Linked DNA regions of Homo sapiens: region 1 is linked to region 2. The links are chromatin loops, found by intact Hi-C in ENCODE. Cell type or tissue: heart left ventricle. All regions are shown on one strand.

Region 1 (2,500 bases), 150 kb after region 2:
TTTTCATTTTTATAACAAAGTCAGAAGACAAGCTATCCTCATTTTGATCAAGAAGCAATTGTTTAATTAATGCCACTTAAGTAGTGACTGGCAGAGTTTACATTTGTGTTCAATTTTAGTTGAATTCTAAAATGTATGTTCATTAAATAGTTTCATATTTTCTCAATAATCCAGCTGTTAAAAATTAACCCACAGAATACTACCAAAAATGCACAAAATTCTGTTATCTTTGTTTTTTTAAAAAAAACTAATAAAAAGGGGGTGACAGTTTTTTAGTTAGTTTAGTTTAAAAAACTAATAAAAAGGGTGTGCTTGTCTGATTATTATTAATGTATTACTTAATAACATAGTTCCAGCAGAAGCACCATTCTGTTTATTCTTGGACCTTGTCAACATCCCTCTTCTGCTTTGAAATCCCAAGTATTTATTAGTAACATGGATAAAGTGGTAAACTAACTATGACACCAATTAATATATTATATGGTTTTTATGACAAACATAAAGAAAAAGTTTAGGGGAAAAAATCATGTTACTTCAAAAAGGCAGAAAACACAATTATATCTATACTCTGATTATAATTATTGAAATAATTTATGAATATGGCCAGGCAAGGTGGTTCATGCCTGTAATCCCAGGACTTTGGGAGGCCAAGACTGAAGGATTGCTTGAACTCAGGAGTTCAAGACCAGCCTGGGCAACATGGTGAAACCCTGTCTACAAAAAAATACAAAAATTAGCCAGGCATGGAGGCATGTGCCTGCAGCATCCACCTACTGGGGAGGCTGAGGTGGAGGTGGCAGTGAGCTGAGATCGTGCCACTGCACTCCAGCCTGGGTGATAGAGGCAGATCCTGTAGAAAGAAAGAAAGACAGAAAGACAGAAAGGAAGGAAGGAAGGAAAGAAGGAAGGAAGGAAGGAAGAAAGGAAAAAAATAAAAAGGGAGGGAGGGAGGATTTATGAATATGAACACAGAAAAAATATTTAATTGACATAGATATCACTTTGGTTGTGACAGAAATTCAACTGAAACTAGCTCAGAAAAAAAGAAAAAATGTATTGACTTGTGGAATCAAAGGAAATGTTGAATAGTTAAACCACAGGATACACAAGAAAGAAGCTAGCTCTCAACAACAACTGAACCAGGGAATGTTAACATGGCAGAGTACCTCCAGTTCCTCTCCCTAATTCTCTTCTACTGTTTGTTTCACATGGCAGGAAAGCTGCATGTTGTGAGCGCTGACATTTTAAATTTTACAATGTTCACTACCTGTGAGAGGATGGCTTTCTGAAGTAGGACTCATATTTTCCTGGTGTAGCTCAGGAACCCACCTCCTGGATAAAAGAAGGCAGGACACCTTGACCGAAAGTCCCTCCAGGACTGTGTTGGGCTTCAGAAAATGACACAGAAGTATGGCACTGTGGCACACTGGGAAACTGGGAAGGCCTCAAAAACAGCCTCAGAAGCAAAGCCTTATTCTGACTTTCTCCTGCCCTTCTGTCTCCTATCCCTCTATCTCCCCTGAAGCAAGTCATAGAAAACAAAATTTGTTTTCCCCAAGGCAACTCCTCTCCTCCAAAACAGGCCATAAAACCCAGAAAGGTCACCCTCTCCCTTCTCCATCCTTCCCTAAAGAGCCTCATTCCAGGGCGGGTCCAGCAGCATACCCAAGAGGAAGCAATACTACAGAAAGGCCAAGAAGAATGAACAGACAGGTGTTCACAAAAGGGAATGATCTAATAGTAACAGAGTGATGGGGGAGTGTCCATTCTTCATCAATCCTAAGAATAAAAATAGAGTTTTCCCTGCGTCTTTGGGCCTTCATTTCAGAAGACTCCCAGGTCACATAAAACTTGATTAAATACATTTGCTATGCTTTTCTCTTGTTAACCTGTCTTTTGTAATAGGAGCGGTCAGATGAGAGCCTTATCACCAGTAAGAAAAGGTATCAAACTTTTCTGCCCCCAAAACCGCATTCAATGAGGTGTAGATTCCTGTATTAGTCAGGGTTCTCTAGAGGGACAGAACTAATAGGATAGTTGTATATGTGAAGGGGAATTTACTAAGGAGTACTGACTCACACAGTCACAAGGTGAAGTTCCACAATAGGCCGTCTACAAGCTGAGAAGCAAGGAAGCCAGTCCAAGTCCCAAAACCTCAAGAGTAGGGAAGCTGACAGTGCAGCCTTCAGTCTGTGGCCACAGATCTGAGAGCCCCTGGCAAATCACTGGTGCAGGTCCAAGAGTCCAAAAGCTGAAGAACTTGGAGTCTGATGTTCAAGGGCAGGAAGCATCCAGCACAGGAGAAAGATGAAGGCCAGAAAATTCAGCAACTCTGTTAATTCCACTTTCTTCTGCCTGCTTTATTCTAGCTGCGCTGGCAGCTGATTAGGTGGTGTCCACCCAGACATAGGGTCTGCCTCTCCCAAACCACTGACTCAAACGTTCATATGCTTTGGCAACACCCTCAAAGACACACCTAGGAACAATACTTCGTATCCTT
Region 2 (2,500 bases):
TCTGAGCCTTCAGCAAGTCATTATCTTTTTGCTAGTAGAGGGTCTTGCCTCAATGTTGAGGGCCTTGCTCTGGATTAGGCTTTGGCTTAAGGGAATGCTGTGGCTGGTTTAATCTCCTATCCAGACTACTAAAACTTTCTCCCTGTCAGCAATAAGGCTGTTTCACTTTCTTATCATCTGGGTGTTCACTGGAGTAGCACTTCCAATTTCCTTCAAGAACTTTTCCTTTGCATTCGAAACTTGGCTAACAGGAACAAGAGGCCCAGCTATTGGCCTATCTCAGCTTTGATATGCCTTCCTCACTAAGCTTAATCATTTTTAGCTTTTGATTTAAAGTGAGAGACCTGCAGTTATTCCTTTAAGTTGATAATTAAAGGGCCACCGTAGGGTTACTAATTGGCTTAATTTCAATATTGTTGTGTCTCAGAGAACAGGGAGGGCTGAGGAGAGGAAGAAAGACGGGAACAGCCAGTAGGTGGAACAGTCAGAATACATACAACATTTATCAGTTAAGCTCACCATCTTATACGGGAGCTGTTCGTGGTGCATGAAAAAATTACAACAGTAACATCAAAGATCACTGATCACAGATCACCATAACAGATATAATTAACAATAATCAAGTATGAAATATTGTGAGAATTACCAAAATGTTACATTTTGTTACACAAAATGAAATACTGTGAGAATTTCCAAAATGTTCAATTTGTAAAACATACAATATCTGCAAAGTACAATGAGGCAAAGCACAATAAAACAAGGTATGCCTGTAGCTGTACTGAATGATGTAAGTTTCCTTCCAACTCAACTAGTCTATTATTCTGAAAGTTCCCACTTTTCAGACAACATAACCTAGAAGAACTAAAGTACTTTTAGTACAAGAAGTACATGAAGAACAACTAGACCTTACTGTGACTCAAAACTAATAACAATTATAACTATTCAATTTTATAACTGTAACAATGGTCACTGCTCTCCTGAATAAGTAAATGGCAAGTAATGATCAATTAGAGAAGAATTCAGATTGAACAAAGTTTTTCAACTCAGTTCTCAGGAACAAGGATCATCAGGTCACAGGGGCAGTTCAATTGGCCACCAAAGAAGTTTCTTCCTTTATTAAACTTTAAGTCCACTGAAGTTCTTAATACAATAAAAGACACTTCATGAAATATTCAAAAGGAAGGAAAAATATAATCTCCCCCATCACCCAAATAAAAGCATATTCCTGTTTATGAAATGGTTAAGGCCAAGCGCGGTGGCTCACGCCTGTAATCCCCGGACTTTGGGGGCTGAGGAGGACTGTTCACGAGGTCAGGAGTTCAAGACCAGCCTGGCCAACATGGTGAAACCCTGTCTCTACTAAAAATACAAAAATTAGCCAGGCGTGGTGGCGGGCACCTGTAATCCCAGCTACTCGGGAGGCTGAGGCTGGAGAATCGTTTGAACCCAGGAGGCGAAGTTTGCACTGAGCCAAAGCCATGCCACTGCACTTCAGCCTGGGCGACAGAGTGAGACACTGTCTCAAAAACAAAAAACAAACAAACAAAAGAAATGGTTAAGAATTCAGGCTCTGAAGTCAGAGGCCTAAATTAACAGCCACGTTCTGTCACTTTCCACTATGTCTCCTCTCTACCATCTTACTGATGAAAATCTGAGGCCTGGAACAGATAAATGTCTTAGATATAATAAAAGCACTGTTTGAGTGGATTGTTGCAAGGATTACGGAAGTGGGAACTGTCAAAGGAAAACATCTTTTCATTTTTTTATTTACAAAGTACTATCACCTAAGCCAAAAATCGGTCTGCTTGTTTGAAACAGTTCTGCCTTAGAGGTTCTAAGACAAGAAAAGGAAAATAAAAGCAAAAGGGAATGATAACAAAAAAAAAAAAAAAAAATGAGAGACTGGGCATAGCAAAATGAAGAAAAGAGCTCAAGTAGTAGAAGGAAAAAGGGATGAAATAAGTGCTTACACTTTAAAATGTTAAGTTCTGAGAAGATGAAAGAAAAGAGAGGAAAACAGGGTGGTAGAGAAAATAGGGTTATTTTATTTTTCATCTCACCAGTAGCTTCATAAACCATACAAATATAATAAAAGAAACTGAGATCCTAGGATATAAAAAAGTAAAAGCGAATGGTGCCATCTCCTCAAATTTTGAGACTGTTGCTTTTGGTCACAAGATCGTCAACTATAGCTCAAGGTTTTGGTATAAAATATATACTTAAAGAAAAAAAAAACCTGAAACCCTTGTAAAATCCCCTCAGTCTACATTAACTTAAGGCAGCTTTAATGGAATTAGTGGTCTCCAATAATTGAGCAAAGTATAATATTAAATCATATCCCAGGTCTCTGGGATAGGCTATTCTACTTTCAGTGCTAGCAATGCAGTTATTTTGAAAAACAAAATTTAAAAAATAGCCAAAACACATCTGGTCAATTATGAAATGCCACATTGACCAATGGTGAGGAAAGGAAGAGCAAGCAAATACTTCTCTGATTGTA

The links. Peaks named below come from ENCODE experiments on the same cell type or tissue, not always from the same donor. Only the 100,000 strongest peaks of a DNase experiment are listed, where the experiment ranks them.
Region 1: it touches region 2 in a loop (1.8-fold over the local background); 2 of 110 quality-filtered maps call a loop at or near these places.

What each region holds. Positions count from the first base shown.
Region 1 is chr6:128,485,921-128,488,420 of GRCh38, forward strand. All of the region lies in intron 1 of PTPRK (protein tyrosine phosphatase receptor type K), which reads right to left. Among named protein-coding and RNA genes, the nearest start is that of PTPRK, 33 kb to the right of the region's middle. In heart left ventricle, a CTCF peak has its summit at 1,345; no DNase peak of the experiment used is centred here.
Region 2 is chr6:128,333,565-128,336,064 of GRCh38, forward strand. All of the region lies in intron 2 of PTPRK (protein tyrosine phosphatase receptor type K), which reads right to left. Among named protein-coding and RNA genes, the nearest start is that of PTPRK, 190 kb to the right of the region's middle. In heart left ventricle, no CTCF peak of the experiment used is centred here; no DNase peak of the experiment used is centred here; H3K4me3 peaks cover 321 bases; H3K27ac peaks cover 562 bases.